Linked DNA regions of Homo sapiens: region 2 is linked to region 1. The links are chromatin loops, found by intact Hi-C in ENCODE. Cell type or tissue: IMR-90. All regions are shown on one strand. Links, peaks and the distances in the headings refer to the core of each region. The heading gives the core; the rest is flanking DNA. Region 1 has its middle 270 kb from the start of LINC02742. Region 2 overlaps LINC02742 (long intergenic non-protein coding RNA 2742).

What was found. Hi-C counts contacts between places; a loop is a spot of excess contacts. Peaks named below come from ENCODE experiments on the same cell type or tissue, not always from the same donor. Only the 100,000 strongest peaks of a DNase experiment are listed, where the experiment ranks them.
Region 2: it touches region 1 in a loop (2.7-fold over the local background); 3 of 110 quality-filtered maps call a loop at or near these places.

What each region holds. Positions count from the first base shown.
Region 1 is chr11:29,169,655-29,179,768 of GRCh38, reverse strand. No RefSeq gene overlaps it. Among named protein-coding and RNA genes, the nearest start is that of LINC02742, 270 kb to the right of the region's middle. In IMR-90, for the core only: no CTCF peak of the experiment used is centred there; a DNase peak (open chromatin) is centred at 5,918; H3K27ac peaks cover 4,247 bases.
Region 2 is chr11:28,958,576-28,968,689 of GRCh38, reverse strand. All of the region lies in intron 1 of LINC02742 (long intergenic non-protein coding RNA 2742), which reads right to left. Among named protein-coding and RNA genes, the nearest start is that of LINC02742, 61 kb to the right of the region's middle. In IMR-90, for the core only: no CTCF peak of the experiment used is centred there; DNase peaks (open chromatin) are centred at 3,699 and 5,339; H3K27ac peaks cover 2,216 bases.

The DNA of each region.
Region 1 (10,114 bases), core at 3,327-8,326:
CAAACCCCACTGGCTCCTTGTGGAACTTTTCTGTATTTTGTCATTTATTTTCATCAGGGCTACCTACATAATTTGAGGGGCCAATGTAAAATGAAAATGCAGGTCTCCAGTCGGGGTTGGGGAAGTAAATCTCCCCTTGCCACGCTGCTACTCCAACCCAAAACAGATGAGTGACCTCTAAGGTATTGCAACTTTTCCATCAAGAGACACTTGGTACCTGGAAAAATGGTGGGTAAGAGCCTCTACTAAGTTTCCTGCTGAATGAGCCATGACATTTTCAGGGAAGATTGAGGATGACTGCCTCCTTGCTTTCCTCAGAGATGCAGTAGGGTGCACGCCTAAATTTGACTCTCTTGTACCCATACTCAGGCCCCTGCCAAGGGCAAAAGTTGGCATGAAATACAGGCCTTCTCCCCAATTAATGTGACTGAGACACCCATGTAGGAGATGGGGAGGAAGTAGGGGGAACTTGCAAGGAGAAGCTAGGTAGAGTCCATGCAACATAGGGTGAAGAGTGGGTGATCAAGAAGCCATCTCAAAAAAAAAAAAAAAAGGTAGAAAACAGAAATATAAGTTATGTAAGTATATCCTCCATTGGACTATCAGAGTTCACTTATAAAACATAAATTAAAAAATGAAATTATTAAGAATTTCAAGGTAACAATTGCAAAGAATTATATCCCAAGAGTGGGGCCCTTTGAGCATGGCAGCCTATATAGTTGTGTATATAACTGTGTGGTTACAACCTATGAAGCTGACTGTGGTTTTTATTATCTGAATTTAGTCAGAGAGGCAATGAGAAAGGGTGATTAGTTTAAAAAGCCTGTGTAAATCTTATGCAGATCTGTTGCTTTGGTGGCAACAGAGTGTAAAGGTTAAAAATCTGAGTTTAGGTTTATATAGACCTAAGTTCAAATCCCAACTCTTCATATTAGATAATTTGAGAAAAGATTGTAAGCTCTCAAATTTGATGTCTTCTGTTTTAAATATGTAGTAAAACAGATTTTAAAATTTTGAACAGGTTGAAAATGTAATTCATGTAAAACATTCAACACAGACCCTGTCACATACTTTGGTAGTGAATAAATGTTCTCAATTATTATCATTAATATTTGTGATACATTTGAATTTGGAGATTTAAGTAAAATTTTAGTCAGCAAAAATACTTGTTTCCTGCTTCGTGTATTATCTTAGACATACATCTCAAAATCCTGAAAGATCTAATCACATAGCAAATATATATATATATATATGTGTGTGTGTGTGTGTGTGTATACATATATACATATATAGTTATTTCTCAATGCATATATATATGCATATATATGTATGTGTATATATACATACATATGTGTATATATATACATATATGTATGTATATATATGCATATATATGTATGTATATATATTGCATATATATGTATGTATATATATTGCATATATATGTATGTATGTATGTTTATGTGTATATATATATATATATATGCATTGAGAAATAACTAAGTACCAGGCATTCAAGTATGTTATATTAATTCTTATTCTGTTTCTATAGCAACTTTTGAGCATCATCAAGCCATTTTATAGATGAAGAAACTGAAGCTGAAGAAGGTTAAGCAAATTCCCAGGATTTAATAGCTGATGAGATAACTAAGATCCAACCTGCAGTCTGCCTGACTATGAAGTCTGTGTTAATAACCCCTGTGTCATATTGTCTAGATGCATTTCAACCTGGTTTACATTGAAAATGTTAATAAATAATCATGCTGGGGACCTAGCCTAGATTATTTTAATCAGAATATGAAACCTCAGAGCCTGAGGTTAAAAAATATTTTTAATGTGATTTAGGTGATTATTATGTGCATCCAGGGTTAAGAACTAACTAGTCTAGATGTTATAATGCACCTGGGAGGCTCTTAAGATATTTTGGGTTAGGTCATATAGCAGGCCATTTTGAAATCATGAATAGCAATGGAGACTCCATCTATTTTTTTTTTTTTTTACCCCAAGAGTGTTTTAAGACAAACACCAAAGAAGATTCATTGTAAGAAAGCAAAGGTATTCTTTCTTGTACAGGAAGAAAGAGTTGTTATCGTCATGACCTTGAATAATCTTTTATAGATGGGTGTGGGAGTATGATTTATTTTCTCAAACTCAGAGAAGTAAAAGCATCTGTGTACTGATCTAAAAGAATGTGTGGAAAACATAGGATGAGGAGAAGAATTACTACATAGCTTGGATCAGAAATGTCAAGGCGGGCAGACGTGGGATGGTGGAAAAGGAGTGTGTCATGAATACATCCTAAGTGGGCCCCTCCTTCACATTTGTTAGCATCATTTATAATAGGATGAATAATAGTGTTAAGATGTATGCTCCATGATGTGCCCCTTTATCCAGACAAATACAAAGCAGCTCCAATAAAGGTATTAACCAAGGTCAGCATATGCAAACTAGAGATAGGGTGCTAGTGATTTCAGCCCCAGTCCCAGTGGGAGGGCAATTCATAGAAATAACTGCCTCAGTTCCCCAACTTTATTCTGAAGATGGAGACTTATAAACAAGGCATTGATTCTTCCAATCGTTATACCTATTAATTCTATTTCCTAGGGTCACTTTCTAGAAGGGCATTAAATTAAGGGACTGATGTTATGTGCAGAAATAGGGGCTGTGGCTAGAGAAGGATGCTTTGACCAATTTAAACACGTAAAAATATAACCAAATTATGTCAAAGGCCACCAAGCTCAAGAAAGCCTTACTGTGAAACAGCCACCATAATATCATTTATATTATTATGTAAATATAATTTACATAATTATACAAATTATATAATTATATGTTATAATTATATAATTATATAAATATAATCCTCAAGTTAAAGGAAACACTCAAATTGTTAGTGTTAGTGAACTAAAGACCAGTCTCCATAGATATTGGCGATAGATATTAGTGTAAACTGTCTACTTTGTTCTGAAAAAGAATATCTTCATTATGTTAACCAAAACTATCAAGGATCCTAGAATTTTTCTCTAACAGCATCAAAATAGTGGCCTAATTCATGATAATGTGTAAGGAACCATGACGTGGTAAAAAGAATATAGATTTTTGACTCAGAATTGTTTGAATTCAATTTTGGTTTCTACTAACAATCTATTCTTGGGCAAGTAACTTAGTGTATTAGAACCTAATACTTTTTATCTGTGAAATGAGAATAATATTTACCATTTAGGTTTATTCTGAGGCTTATAGATAGTATCTGTGAAGCAGCAAGTACAATATATCTAGAAATTATTCCATCGATAATGATCATTATTCTATTATATTTTCATTGTTGGAAGTCAACTCACTCTCCTAACATCTTGTCAAGGACCTGTGCTTTCATATCCTGGAACTCAGCCATGCATTTCCCTGTTCCTCTCAGAATAAAATATTACTGGCCTAGAGAGTAGCCCTGAAATTAAACCTACTCACCAGAAAGGACAGATTCTGGGGGAATTGGCCAAACAAGAGGAGTTAAGCAAGAGTTTCTGCTGGCAGACAAAGTCTAGTGCCCAAGAAACACAGCAATAACTAGGCACAATTCATATGAGTTATCAGGAACCATCTTAGAACAGTAGGTTAGGTCAGCACATAGGAAAGCTTATATGCAGCAACTCATCAGGGCTATTGCCTTGCTGTCTTCTACTTAAGGGAATTCTAGATAAGGCATGTCATAGTTTGAGGTCTAGTTCTAACAAGGAACTTCTAGTTAAAGGATGGGTTCCATATACTAAGGAATCCAGGTCCGAAGCAAATCAGCAAAACAGGTTCATACGGGTAAAAACCATGGAACAAGACCATTTATAAGTATTGAAGTATGGCTTAGAGCTCAGAAGTGAGGTGATATCCCAACTTTCATATTTGAGTAGAAGATTTGCTCTAGATAAAGATAACTGATGCAGAATTGTCATTACTACTGCTGTTCAGGAATTAGGTTTACTCTTTCCAAAATCCCTAAGAGAGTTGCCATCCATCTCCACTTGACTGATGAAAAAGCCATAACTCAGTATGGACAAGTAAATTACTCAAAACAAAGCAAGCAGTGAGTTCCAAGTCTGATAGCCAAACTCAAATTTATCTGAGTTTAAAAGAATGGACTGAACCAAGGTACACTGTACTACTGACGAAAAATAAATAAAAAGTAAAAAACAAAAACTTCGGCTTCAGTTGAGATTGGTTCTGACAACAGATGGCAAGTTTAAAGCTGCATCTTATGATCAAACAGCTCTTGCTGTGGGAAACCTGATCCTAAAAGCCTGATATGGACGACAGTTTGTTGTCTAACACAAAGGGCTTTAAAATCAAGCAGCAACATCTTCTTGTTCAGACCATCAGTAGTAGTTTTCATAATTTCCTCTCTGTGACCATTGTTAAGGACCTCTGGAATCTCATGGAATCTATTGGAATTGTATTTGTATATTCTGTAGTTTGTACTATCATCATGGTCACTGTATTTCTCACCACAATATTTCATAAAGGAATTGTCCTGACTTAATGTTTAGGGAAGATTTAATGATTGGTATCATCCACTAGATTGCTTCCTTTTCAACATATTATAAATTGTTTGTTGATATCTGTATTGTCAAGGGCGTATTGTAGTTAGTGTTGCTGGGGTTTCTATGCCTTATTTGGAGTATCACTAGAAATATTTCCCTCCCCATCTCACTGTAATTAATATTACATGGCATATTTGGCTCTTCTGTATACATTCAGATGCATGTGCAGATGTCCAGAGGGAAAAGGCTCTTCTCATTGTTCCACTAGGAAATGTCAGAGAGGTGCTCAGTTCCCTTATAGATTCGAAAAGGAGTTTAAGTAGGCTTCATTCTATGAAGTCTGGGGACAGGAGAGGTCTAAAGGGAAAGAAACAGCCTTTCTTACCTCTTCTTCATAATTCTTTTTTAAAAAAACTGTGGGATTATGGAAGAGATAGTTGGGTTGAAAACCAAAACCTCACACTTGTTAAGCAGAAAACTTTTGATAAATATTAAGAATAAATTATCTGCAAATATTATGTAACAATACTTCTGTTCCATGGGAATATTCATTTGCTATATTTACTCTTCTATTTTCTGTCTCTCTTTTTTCAGATGTGTAATTCTCAGTCTACCTGACATGTCCTTGAAGAAGTCCCAAGAAAATAAAATTATTGTAATTTAAATAAGCCCCACCATAAAGAACCTTTCCTTCAACAGCTCTCCCAAACTCTTGCTATCCTTCTGGTAGCCTGAAAGACTTAAACACATATAACAAAACACTTAACTTTCCATCTCAGGGGAATACCTACATAATGGAGAATCTATTTGAACAGGCCAACTGAAGAGCAATTAAAATAAAAACATAAAAAACCTACTTTCTAAATGGTATATGAATGGAGGTAAGATGGTACTTCCCAGCAAATGAATAATTTTACAGAGTAATTGAGTCCTTGTTTATTTCTTTTAGGAAAATATGTTTTCTGCATTTAAAAACATATTGAAGATAGCTGTCCTCAGTGGTATCCAGCATTAGCAGTTAAACAATTTACAGGAGATAAATTTTCTACTTTGACTGCATAGAATAGTAAATTAGTGAAGACCTCTTGAAATTATTGAGACTGTCATACAGTTAGAAATTCACTGAATGCTATTTATGTGTCTTTGTAGCTTGAAAATTTAATGAGGCTGAAATCTGAAGAATAAAAATATTTCCACTACAAAAATGAAAAAAGTGTTTGAATGAAATCTAGTTTCATTGCATGCCTAAGATCTCAAGACCCAAACAACATTTTTCTTCCATAAGATCACATGGAGTGAAAATGAGTCAACATTCAATAGGATCTTTGTTTAAAAGACATCAAAGGAATGCTGACAATCTCACCATTTCACTCCTCTTCTTATCATCTGTGTAGACATAATATGCTCGATTTTCAGGAAGCCTAGAGCATCTTATACATTTTTGGTACTCCTTATGGAATGTGGATTGTGTAGTTATTGGCCCTGAATGTATAAACTATGAATTAAGTGTCACTTGAATGGAAAATTATTTGAAGAAAGTACACCATGATTCACTTCTAATGAATGCTTTTATATGTCTCTGCAAATGTATTCACCCAAAGAAGTTTTCATAGAAGCAGGCCAAGAAACTATTCTTTCTTGTGATATTTTATCTAGCAATTTTTAAAGTAAAATAATTCCCTAAAGCTAAGAAGTTTTCTTTTATTATCAAATAGCACACATAGAAATTTCCTGTGTCTGGTTAAAATCTTACCAGATAACCAATTGAAATTAAAATATTTTCTAACCCACAAAAGCATATATTCCACAAAGACTGAGAACACTTGATAGATACACAAAAACATGAACTAAATGCTTTGATAGTCAACCTACCAGAGGCAACTAATACAGACCTTACATCCTTTTAAAAAGTGAATGTTACCCAATATTTATACGAGTAAACTTTTGCACTCTGACTTCTTGGGGTTTTGTTTTGGTTCAAATTTTCTGTGTTTTCTTATAAAGACCTATGGAACTTTAGTCTTTATAATAAAAACTAAAAAAAAAAAAACACCAAATAAAAATAACTGCACATCCTTGATTCTTAGTATCTGGGACTCAGTTCAGTTGGCTGATGATTATGTGTTTGATAAAGACTTATGAATCTTGTGTATAATAAAAATAATTTAAAAAACAACAAAAATAATCTGCAAATGTGTGGTTTCTAGTATTTAAGACTCAGTTCACTGTTCTTCGCTGATCATTATGTAACATTATCAGAGACAGATTTTTGTGCTGTGCCCGATTGCAGAAGACCTTCCCTGCTAATTAGAAAAGTGAGGTCTAATCCAAAAGACAAAGATCCAGTAGCAAATATTGTCCAAAGGGTGATAAAATCATCCTTGTTTTACGGAGTAAAAATTTGTGACAATTTAGAAAACTGAATTGCACCCAGAGCATTTGGTTGTAGTTGCAGTTTTTCAAGTGATAGATGATGAGGGATGGGATTTAACACATTGGCCATTGAGATAGATATGGGAAATGGATCTTAAAAAATCTCTAGATATAACTGATACTCTATATATGGTTTAAATAGAAAGAATGGGATATAGAGGGGGTTAGTATAAAAAATGACATCAAATGCCCTGGCTGCGGAAGCAGAGCCAATGATTTTAAGAGAACAAGGGAGGTAGAGAAAGATTAGAAGGAGATGAGAAGTTCTGTTTTAGAAGTGCCCAATTTCAGGTACCTATAATTAAAGATGGTTACATCAAACAGGCTATTAGAGCTCTAAATTGTGTAAAAGAAAGTCTGGACTATAGTAAGAACTATTTCATTTCTCTTTTCCCGATTTTTCCCTTTGAAAGTTTATAGGACAACTTTAGGAGATGACTCCAATATCCGTGGAACTGAAGGTGAACTTAGGGCTGCAGTGGCTCTAATGATGCCTTATGGTCACTATTATTCCTTTAATTAGACTAATTGAAGGTTACACATTCAAGTCCGTCTTGCTCTGTCCTTCCTTTGGATTTAAAAAGCTTTGAATGCTCTCTGATCATATATCCTCTACCAATATTGAAAGACAGGTGCACCTTAACTGTAGAGGCCAAAGAAAGATTTGAATATCCTATTACCTTGAGTCCCAAAAATGCAGCTACTTCCTTTTATACCATTATTTTCAAAGCCTGAAATTGAAAATGCTTTAATTTCAATATGGTTGAATGGAAACAGAGGTAAATGAGTGCTGAACCACTTTTGTTCCCAGCAATTTTTCTCATAAACTTTGCTATTAACATTTTGTTTTAGCATTATTTTTTCAACCTTTGGCACGCACTTATGCAGGTATGCATGTAGCATTGCTTTTCTGACTTAATCTTCACAATGGTATTAGCATTTGGTAACTTTTTAAATTCTTGTTTTACAGATGGAAAAATAAATCTAAGGATATTACAATGTTAAGTAACTTCTTCAGGGACACATAGCTAGTGGGGGTTGGAATTTAAACCTACCACTGGAATGAACTATGTTTTGTTATGCTTAATTACCTAGTTGCAGAACACTGTACTGAGTTTTTGCTGAAATCATATCAAATCTAAGGTAGCTTCCAGGTTTAACATCATGAATCTATAATATACACAGCTGTAGAAGGAAAAAATTTATAGAAAAGCCTCAAGTAATTAAATAGACATTTTCATTAAAGAAAGTTTCTATGTTTGTGGTTTGTGGGATGAAAAATGTGAGAGTTACTCATCACTCATCAGCCTTGGGAAGATGATTATCATTGGCTTTATTTCTGGAAGACTTTAATGTTGGAGATGAGATTTAGAAAACCTTTGAAAAAGAGGAAAGAAGGTAGACTTTAAGTAAAAGGTTGTTCCAAGAATAATGAATGGCATGAGTGAGAATATAAGTGAGAAAGGCATGGTAGGGAATAGGGTAGGAGGTGAGAGTATAGAGGGAACAGTGAGTTCTTTACTCCTCCACACCTTGTATGTGATAATTAATCTAGAAAGACAGAAGAGAAAGGAATGGTGAGAAAGGGTGGGCAATTACTTAGGCAATCTAGAGAAGCCCTTGAATTTGATCCTTAGAGACTGGGCAGAGAAGGAAAAATTTCATGGCCTTTACCACAGTCAAGGAAACAGGTTCTAAAAGCAGAACTTGGACTTGTGATTTGATTGGGTAGCCAGAAGGAAGGAACAGTTATAGGAGATGTATTAAGTCCAAGTATTAGGCCACACTCATGGAGTAATATACAGAAAACATGAAATAGGCTGCTCTTCCTGCAACGGCTGGATTGCCATAGGATAGATACCGCAGGAAGAAACTCAGCTGTAAGAAGCAAAACTTTTTACAATGAAATATAGCTGGTTAAAAATATGTTATAAGTACATTATAAGCAGCAGCTCTGCATCAGATGAACAATTTAGGTCAATTCTGTTAATCCCTAAAGCCAAGTTCCCTAAGGCTGGGAATTTGTTAGAAATGCAGAATCCCAGGCCTCATTCCAGACCAATTGATTTGAATCCACTTTGAGAAACATTGCCCTAAACTCTCTTATTTTTACTTCTCTCATTTATAAAGCACGGATAATGGCTTCAGTATAAGGTTATGTCAGAATTAAATTAAATGGTATTCTCCAAGGGTTTAGTAGGGTATTTGGCATAGTGGGTGTCAAATAATTGGAAATTAATGTATTAATATTAGTAATAGTATATATGGAAGAATTATTTTTAAATCTAAAATAGAATTTATGGGTCAGGTACAGTGGCACATGCCTGTAATCTCAGCACTTTGGGAGGTTGAGGCAGGTGGATTGCTTGAGCCCAGGAGTTCGAGCATGGGCAACATGGTGAAACCCCATTTCTACAAAAAAAATAAAAATAAAAAATTAGCTGTACATGATGGTGCACACCAGTAGTCTCCGCTACTCAGGAGGCTGAGGTAGGAGGATAGCTTAAGCCCAGAAGGTCAAAGCTATAGTCAGCCATGATAGTGCCCCACACTCCAGCCTGGGCAACAGAGCAAGACCCTGTCTCAAATAAGTAAATAAATAAATAAAACATTAAATTTAAAAAATGAAATAGGAGGCATGTTGTTGTAAAGACTAGATAAATCCCACTTCAGAATTGGGCATTTTAATTTCTATTCCATACACAGAGTTTCACCGTGTAGGCTACCAATTGTTTATAATTCGACCTATATTTAGAAGAAAATGACCAGGTGGATGGATTGATTTTGAATGGTGCCTCGGTTGGCTGAATTTTGCTGAAGGAATTTTATTACATGTGGTTTCTGAATCATTTTCAGTATCAGTGCCTAAGAAAGGGAATTGTGAGCCAAAAAACTAATTGTCAGATTAATAGAGTTCTAATATGTAATGCAAATATTATGCTAATGAAATAAAAGTGCAGACCTGCCCTTAATTACTCAACCTGTCTCTCCTTGGGACATGCATGTGTTTATTTTATTGCTCAGCTTTAATCTATTCTCATTATTCTTGATCAGGTTTGTAAATGGGTTCAAAAGACCTTTGGGCCTGACAATATTTTAATCAACCCCAAAATCTTTCCTGCTTCAGCAATATTATATAAAATCACAGCACT
Region 2 (10,114 bases), core at 2,777-7,776, 210 kb after region 1:
TTTTTTTTTTTGGAGAAGGAGTCTTGTTCTGTCACCCAGTGGCACTATCTCGGCTCACTGCAAGCCCTGCCTCCCGGGTTCACGCCATTCTCCTGCCTCAGCCTCCCAAGTAGCTGGGACTACAGGCGCCCGCCACCACGCCCAGCTATTTTTTGTATTTTTAGTAGAGATGGGGTTTCATTGTGTTAGCCAGGATGGTCTCGATCTCCTGACCTCATGATCCGCCTGCCTCGGCCTCCCAAAGTGCTGGAATTACAGGCATAAGCCACCGCGCTGGGCCTCCCCTCACTCTTTAAGAGATGGGTTTTTTCCTCAACGCTAACACAATGCTGGGAAAACTCGACTGCTGAGTCCCTTAGTATTATTGCAACTCCAATCAATATGTCTGTGGGTACATATGTATGTATATGTACATATATACACAGTGTGTTTGATATAACAGTGACACAACTACAAAGAGTCTAATATAGGAAAATAATATCTCAATTTATTCACATATATCAGGTATTAGCCATTTTATAAACCACAGAGGCTTTGCTCACATGGTTACCATGACACAATCAAAATCCCTTGGAATATATTCTGCTGTCTACCCTATATTTCACAACCATTATTGTCGTCTCTTTGTATCACACACCACCTTCTCTTTGGCTCTGTTCTCACCCAGTGTGTCTTGGGAAACTTCTCATGGCACGAATTTGGGAATCAAACACTTCCTGTTTTGTCCTGTTTCACTAAGCCCAAAGGGAAGCACCCAAATTAGCCAAGCAACTCTTTTTCCACCAACGCTGACAAGGGTGTCTGCCACTGAGAGACAGCTCAGCCACCCAGGTGGGAAATATTACTGCAGACCAGACAGCTGCTCTCAATGCCAGAACAAACAGGTGTGGATTTTACTGATGCAACAGAAGTGAAATAAATAAAGCAAAATAGAGTTTTACTCATAATACAAATTTCCCAGAGTAAAAAGCAGGAAAGGGAATTTGCAGAGTAAATAACAAAGCACCCTCTTCTGATCCAGCTCAAAGTCATGGCCCCTGCTGCCCGCCATATTCCATGCTCTGAGAATTGTATGTGAATTGTCTCATAATAGTTGTCTCATAATAGAGACATGGGATTCTCCCCTAAGAATAGAAAGATGCTTACATAGAAAGAGGTACAAGGTTGTTAAATTTGTTTACTATGTTGGAAAACAGAGATGATGTTGTAAATTTTTTAAATGGCCATAGCGTTTGACAGCATATTTTATCTAGTGATGGAGTATTCATCTTCACCTCTTAAATCTGCATTTGACCTTGTGACTTGCTTTGGCTAATGGGATATTAGCAAACATAATGCAAGCAGAAGCTTGAAAAGTGCTTGTGCATTGGGACTTACTGTTGTGTGTGAAAATGCTTGAGTAAGTCTGCTGGAGACATGTATGTTATTCACCCATCCAAAAGCCAGATATGAATAAGGCTATCCAGGATAAGTCAATGCTTGTATGATTCACAAGCCAACTGTAATCACATGAATGAACCCAGGCAAGACAAACAGAGCTGCTCAACTGAGATGAGTCCAAATTGCTTACTCATTGAGTCAGGAACTAATAAATTGTGTTTGATGTGTTTGTTACACACCAGCATTTGACTGATACAGATGGCATAGCCCGCTCAAAGCTGCAAAGGGATCAAAGTCAGAAGCACCATTTACTGCTGAGTTCTGAGTCATACTTCTCAGCAGTATCATAGTTTTTTGGCAGAACAGTGACATGATTCCTCATGGCATTGAGTCCTATTCTAACAACTCAAGTAGGCTGAAAACAAAAGAAATCTTTAACTTTACCTGACATCATATACCATACCAAGGAAAATTTACGTTGCATTTTTTCTCTTTTCAATTTGTATTGGCATCAAGTACATATAGCTCCAGACCTGATATCAAAATAGGCATTTGAATCTGTGTACTACTGTACAAGGCTTAAAGATCTATGTTATTCATGCAGCATGCCTAGATCCCACTACATTTATATTTTAATTTTATTTATTTATGTATATATTTTTTAGATGAAGTCTTGCTCTGTTGCCCAGGCTGGAGTGCAGTGGCACAATCTTGGCTCACTGCAACCTCCGCCTCCTGGGTTCAAGCGATTCTCCTGCCTCAGCCTCCCAAATAGCTGGGATTACAGGCACCTGCCACCACACCCAGCTAATTTTTTTTGTATTTTTAGCAGAGACAAGGTTTCACCATGTTGGCCAGGCTAGTTTCGATCTCCTGACCTCATGTGATCCACCTGCCTCAGCCTCCCAAACTGCTTGGATTACAGGCATGAGCCACTGCGCCCGGCCCACTCCATTGAATTATAACTCAAAACAATTGCATATTCTTGTCAAATAACTCATTTTAAACTAGAAGAAATCTACCAAATGTGGGAAAAACATGTATAGAATAGAAACTTCTAGACAGAATGAAAGAAAAGTAGGAGTTCTAACAGCCAGGTACTGTAGAACAGTGCCCCTCAACTTCTAATGTTCACAAACAACCTGTCTTGTTAAAACACAGATTTTGATTCAGTGTCTCTGGGATCTAGTCTGATAGTTTGCATTTCAAACAGCTATCAGGTCATGCATAGCTGCTACTCCACAGATCATACTTTGAATAGCAAGACACTACAATTTCTCCCTGTTTTTGAATACCGAACATGATTCTGACAAAAATTGTAATGTGATACCAGACCATTCATTACTGAAGATCAACTTTTATTGAAAGAATATGTGGAAGTGCATAAACCCCCAAATATGAGACTCAATAAAAGCTACTGACTTATTTCATAAGTGACTTCAGAATAAGTGTTTTCTTATCTCAGGGATTACTCCTCCTAAAATCCAACTTTCTATGCTGTCTTTCTGGACATGTTATTGATAACTTGATAAAATTATATTTGTATAATATTGGCATCAGAGGGTTGAGCTGGAAGCAGAAAAAAATGTGTGGCCATTCTGTTCTTTTTGTTTTTGTAATTGTTCTTCTTATCCTATTTTTACTTTAATTTTACCTTAAGGATATTTTTCCCTTAAGACTTACCAGATGAAGGTTGGTATTTTTTGAGAAAAAGTATTTCTAGTGCTTGAACATAAAGTTTACCTGCAAGTCTACTATCTCTAGAAGCACTAATGCCAAAGCTGGCATCACATACTATACAAAGTTATATCAATTTGAAACTCCAAATATATCATTTTTTGTCCTACTTGGCTAACATCTACTTATTTTAGGATGAATAATTGTTGCATTAAATTATCAGTTTGTATATTCTTTTTAGTACATTATTGAGAGGTTATTAAAACAGAGACACTTGATTTCTAGTGCTCTTCCAATTTTTCTTGGAGACTTTCTAAGTAAGCCCAACAATTTGCTGGAAATCTTAATTACCATAAAAATTCTCCCTTACACACTAGGAAGTGCCATAGAGAAGAAGATTCATGCATAGGCATTAAATATCCAAACATAGGCATTGCACATCAGCTCTCAAATGCCAAACTTTCTACTTCCTACCTATAAGACCATGAAGAACCTAGCTTAGCCTTTCTTAAACCTAAGTTTTTTCTTTGTAGAAGTGAGGTAATAACATTTTTCTCATAGCTGCTGGTACATAATCCTTCATTTTAAAAGAAAAAAATCATAGTTTTCAACTTTTCAACATTATGTCATCTGGTGCAACAGAGAATAAGTCAACTTCCTTTTTGTAGGACAGCATTTCCAGTGTTTATTTATTCATTTAATTATTCAAAAATATCTGCGGAATGCCTAGTTCTAGGCAATGTACCATGTACAGAGGCTAAATATATGACTAGACATAGTTTTATTTGCCTGTGTGTAGTCCAGTGGGGGTATAGGTGCATAAAGAGAAAAATTGTTATGGTATGAAAAATAAAATAAAATTACGCATCAGGTATTATCAGAGAACAGAAGACATACTCCAGACAGAGGTAAAAGAAGAAATTCTAAGCAGAGAAGACAGAGATGCTATTTTATTTTCTCTTTTCCAGACACTGCACTCTGCATCTTGCAAGCATGATCTCATTTAACTTCCAAATAATGTGGTGAGAAAGATGTCACTATTCTTAATTTACAGAGGAGGAACCTGAGGTTTCATAAATAAGTGAATATTGTCATATAAGTAGTAGAGCAAGGATTTGAAACCAGACCCTTTAACTCCAGAGCTCAAATGCTAATATAGTCCAACTTGCTTTATTGTAAGTGCAAGGAACAGAGCAAAATCCTCTAAGCTATGTGTAGAGAAATATATACAGTTTGATATTTCTGGAATATAAATGTGAGGCAGAGGATAGTGAAAATTGAATCCAAAGCATTAGGCAGTGATGAAAGTCACTACTTTCACATTAAGTAACTTAAAATTTGTCATTGAGGCAATAAGGACCCTTTGAAGGTGACCTCCAAGAGGAAGACGAGGACAGATTTGCATATTAGGCTGATTCCTTTGTCAGTCAGGAGGATAATGGCTTTGAGAGACAAAAAAAAAATGAAACTAGTAATATCTGTTTGGTAACTTCAGCAGTATTCAATGACAGTGATTATGAGAGAAGTTGGGGGGAGCAGAGAAGGAAGGAGGAAAATTATACGGGAAATGTTTAGGATATAAAATTGGGGATTTTCAGTGTTTAGATGGGGAAATGTGGAAAATGGAGGAGAAAGATGACAAATGCCACCCTGTTTTCTAACCTCATTGATTAGGAAGATGTCAATGCCATCAATATGATGCAGAAAGAAAAGAGGCAGGACATTGCAGTTTTGGACATACTGAGCTTGAGGAGGAAAGAAGCTGCCCAGCATGCATTACCCAGGTTTAGTTACCATGCCTCTCTATAGCTTCTTACAACTGTAGTCTTCCTCAGTGTAAATGCATAGCCATCACTATCTGCTTTCCTAAAGTATACCAACCACACATTAAAATGCTGATGAGAACATCACCAGGGAATAGCATCAAACTTACAGAAGTGCAATTTTAGTAATGCATGCTCCTTCTGTCAACATCTGCACATTTTCCAATTCCCTGTTTTCTTCACTACATCTCTTCTCCTTAATTATTTCAGAGATTACTGACAATGTTTCTCCATGTCTTCTGCTAGTTCTTACAAGCCCTTGGTCCCAAAATAGTTAACTTATGAACTTGATATTTCCTAATACCCCACAACTTGAGCCTCATTCTCTCCTTAGTGAAATATTCTCTTTTTATGTGTTTAAAGATCATTACCAATGATTAAGAACTGATTCATTTTACTTTCTTTTTTCTCATTTTTAAGCACTATGTCATCTTCCCACAGGCAATCCTACGTTTCTTCACTGTCTCAGTTGAAACATGATTGCAAAACATCTTCTTGTTTGCTTCATGCTAAGAAAATATCAAATTCTTCTAGCTTTGCTTTCTTGACATTGTTTAAGCCCTTCCCATATTTTTAATTGTATTTAACTCCTTCCAACCTTAGATTATTTATTTTTAAAATCTGATCAGTTAAAAACATTCCTTTGCATTAGACTGTGTATATCTATAATGACAAATCAATTTTGTCAAATCTCTAAATAATCTTGAACTAAATTACTTTTTTAAGACTGCCCTCCCCAGAACATATTTTTTAATACTTTATATTTTTATGATGTATTTTCATAAGGATAATATCTTCTAGTAATGTTCAATATTTTCTGCCTTGCTGTATGAATCTTCAATATATCATGACCTTCCTACTAAGAGCTGCCTATCATCAATATTTTTAATCATTTTCTCCTTGATTATCAGAATTACCCCAAGTGGCTAATTTCAATGATTTTTTTTCAAGATAATATTTATCAAACCCTCTGATTTTAGTTGAATGCTACGTTCAGCACATGCTAAAGTTCGCCATTCCTACTACCTCTCACTTCTGCGATGCTGCCTTTGCAATCCTTATTAGGAAAGCTCTGAACATACCACTTCCTGATCAGGCAGACTATAAATCACTTAACAATGCCACCTTTATGTCTTTCTTTTCACCCTGACTCCTGTGAGTATGTGTGTGTGTGCGTTGTGCCATATTACCCTTAGGTGCTCAGATTTCCAATAAGAGGTATGACACTAATACATACTTGAATTGCTGATCATGATCTCTCCCACATTTACGTCTTTTTTTTTTTTTTTTGAGACAGGGACTCATTCTGTCATCCAGGCTGGAGTGCAGTGGCACGGTCTTGGCTCACTGCAACCTCCGCCTCCTGGTTTCAAGTGATTCTTCTGCCTCAGCCTCCCAAGTAGCTGGGATTACAGGTGGCTGCCACCACACCAGACTAATTTTTGTATTTTTAGTAGAGACAGGGTTTGGCCAGGACGGTCTTGAGCTCCTGACCTCAGGTGATCCACCCTCCTCAGCCTCCCAGAGTGCTGAGATTACAGGTGTGAGCCACCATGCTGGCCCCCTGCATTTTACTTCTTTAAGAATATTTTATTTTCTATGATTATATGAGTTTTTGAACCACTCTAGAAAAATCTCCATTTGAAGAAAAACAAGAAGAAAAAAATAACCTACCATGCATTGATTTGAAATGATCCATAATTGTCAAGGCCATTCATGTGAAGTTTTATAATTCTTCCCTGTCACTGGCTTCACTGATCTTTTTTTTTCCCTAAATTTTCTACTTGTCTCCACTCTGAACATGTTATCTGATCTGCAAGCTGTCACATTGATAGCATGTTCTTGTACATGTCTTACTCAACACGTCCTACTCATACCAGGGTTGTGCAAATAGTTCATACAGCCTTGTATTTTAGTTGTTTTATCTTGCCTCTCCAGCAAAGTCTAAATTCTGAAGGGATAGACATCTGATTTTAATTTGAATACCCTTAACAACACCCAGCACATATTCCAGTTATTTTAAAAAAAATAAACAGAATGAAAAAATAAATCTGTAACAATAGCCCTAACATTTCCTATCAAACTACGAAATCAATTGTATGAGCAGTAAAAAAAATAAGAATTTGTTTCATGACAGTCACTCCCTAATTTATGTGCATTAAGTCCAGAAAACAGAATAATTGATTAAAATAACTAAATTAAACTCTAATACTGTTCTTTAAAGCACGATATTAAAGGAGAAATTTCAATGTTTCCTGTATTGAACATCAACACAAATTCAGATAAATGCAATCATGTTAACATTTTTAACATATCAACAGTGATATGGAAAATGGCATGAATCACTTACGTTAGTCAATAATTATAAATAGGAAACTGATTCCTTAAAATGTACTCTTTCAATTTTCTATTTGCATAATTAAAATTATGGAAGAAGCTCATTTGTACAATTTGTTTTCCCATGGTATGTAGTTACCATGACAATGGTTATTGTTTGAGGATGAGCAGGATATTAATATGAGTATTATTCAGTGCAGAATTATCAGAGAATGATCCTACTCAATAATAAGTCAGTGTATCTGAAAAAAAAAAGAGAATGTAACCATTCTGAGCTTTTATTAAATGAGATTTTTAAAATTACCTTTTAGGAAAGATGGAACTTGTTTTTCAAAAAGCACATTATTACTAATTTATTCAAATATCACAACACACCAGCTTAGATCAGGTGATGCACAGGCTCTGTTCCCTATAGAAGGACAATGTTTTCTGTTCATAATTACCTGCTGTGACAGTGTCACAAAAAGAACATTTCAACAGAAACTGCATCACCAAAAAGAAATTCACATTTAGAAAATTATGATTATAGGATTAGGAATGTTTTATTTGTTCTTAAATAACTCAATTCTATAGAATGAAGTATATAATATGTAGCAGGGAACAGGCTTTAAAACAACAAAAACAACCACCTGGGGATTTCTGAGCTTTAGTCTAATATGATACCTCTTTGAAATTTTGAGCATGTTATAAATAGATTTGAGACTCTTCCCTGTAAATTTAGGAAAATAATTTTTAACCTATCCCATGGTTGTTTGTGCTACACCTAATGTATGCTTAAAATTGTAAATGACTACAACATCTCTCATATAATTGTTACGATATTTTTCTCTTATCAAGAAGCAAGGCTGCCCTATATGGTTACACAAGATATCCACTTAAAATTACACATAGAAATTTACACATAGAAAACTATGTTGACAGTCCTACAACTTGGCAACCTCTGTCCCATTGAGGTTTGTTATCAATTATATAATAGATTTTCACTCATCAGGATATAAAACTTGCTCTAAATGATAAAGAATGTTGAATTCTAACTGATTTGCTCTTTGAAGTGCTTAAAGTTTGCAGAAGACATGTTTCTACTGATTCTTGAGTGGTCCGGATTATTTCTATATTTCAAAACAGCTTTCTAGTTATTAGTTTAATTTCCATCAAAGTTCTCAAATGGAATTACTTATACTTATTGAATGTAAGTAATTTGAAGTAAAAGAAGAAAAAATTTGAACCATTACTTTCAGATTACAAATATATGTTATTCTTATACAAAGCAGAAGGCAAGTGCTAAATAACTTTCAACATAAAATGTAATTTCCAAAAAATGATCAATTTAGATGGGTTTCTTTGCTCTCTACCCTACCCTACACCATTCCAAATGGATTCACTCTTCCTTATAGTTAGGAACACTTCATTTGCAAAGGTAGATAATTTGTCCCACCTGCAACTCCTAAGAACTGAATCATTTTGCTATGATTTTCATAACACCCATCTTAAAGAAAACTAAAGCAATAGTTAAAAAATAACTTTCTTTTTTGAAAACAAGATAGCAGTTTTGGTTCAACATAGAAGCATTTTTCTCAAAATGGTAGTATTCAAGTCTAGTAAAGTTTGCATAAGGAAGATCAGCCTATATAGTTCCGATAGAAATAAAGCTTGCTCATTGTCAGAAAGTAATTGAAACATGAGTATCAAAAGTCTTTAAATTTTGTCTATTAATTCTATATGTAAGACTGTCTCACATTTAAGAACTCCATTATTAAGAATCTCCCTTATATCTCTCTTAGGGAAATAATTCTGAAATACAAAGAAAGATTTCTACACGAAGACATTTTATCATCATCAATGTGTTTAAAAGACCTGAAAGTCCTACATTATTTTAATAATAAAATTATATCAAGTTCATGTATCCAGACACTTTCCATGTGGCAGAAAACCCAACTCAAACTTCTATAAGCCAATAAAAAACACATGTATCAGTAAGATGGGAAATATATTGGCTTACATAGTTGAAATCATCAGGGATATATCAGGAAGAATATAAGTATTGGGGAGCACAAACAATCTGTCGTTTCAGTTTCCTTCCAGTTGCCTGGTTCCTTGAAGTGTCAATGTGGCTGCCAGTAGCACTGCAACTACCATTCAAGTCCAGCATACAGAATAAAAGGGTCTCTTGTAGAGTTTGTATAGCTTCTGAAAAGTACTGTGATTATAACTTGCTACAGTGCAGCATTGCTAAAGCAATCATTGTGGCTAGAAATATAAAATTACCCTAACTGGCCAAGCTTTAGTCAAGTGCCTATCCTTGACTAAATGAATTATTATAACAAGAGGGTTTCTGTGGTTATTTTTCTTTACAAAGCTGTGTGACTGCCTTATTCTGTTTTCTGATGTTTAAAACAGAATATCTGAAACTGGGTAGTTTATAAAGAGAAGGAATTTATTTTTTACAGTTATAGAGCCTGAGAAGTCCAAGGCCAAGGGGCCACGTCTGGTGAGAACCTTCTTGCTGGTGAGGGCTCTCTGCAGAGTCCCAAGGCAGCACACGCCATGACTGTGTGTGCTAGCTTAAGTCTCTCTTCCTCTTCTTATAGATCCACCAGCCCCATTCTCATGAAAACGCATTGATCCATCAGTCCATGAATAGATTAATTCATTCATGAGCACAGTGCCCTCATGACCCAATCACCTTTTAAAGGCTCTACCTGTCAAGACAGCCACATTGGGGATTGAATTGCTACATGAGTTTTGGAGAAGACAAATATTTAAACCATACCAATGACTTTGGGAAAGTGTGCTAAGTTTTGGGGAACTAGTTTCTCACACACTAACTAGGAGATTTGGGCTAGATCATTTTGGAAAGCCTTTTAACCATTACTATGTATCATTCTACAGTGTTGACT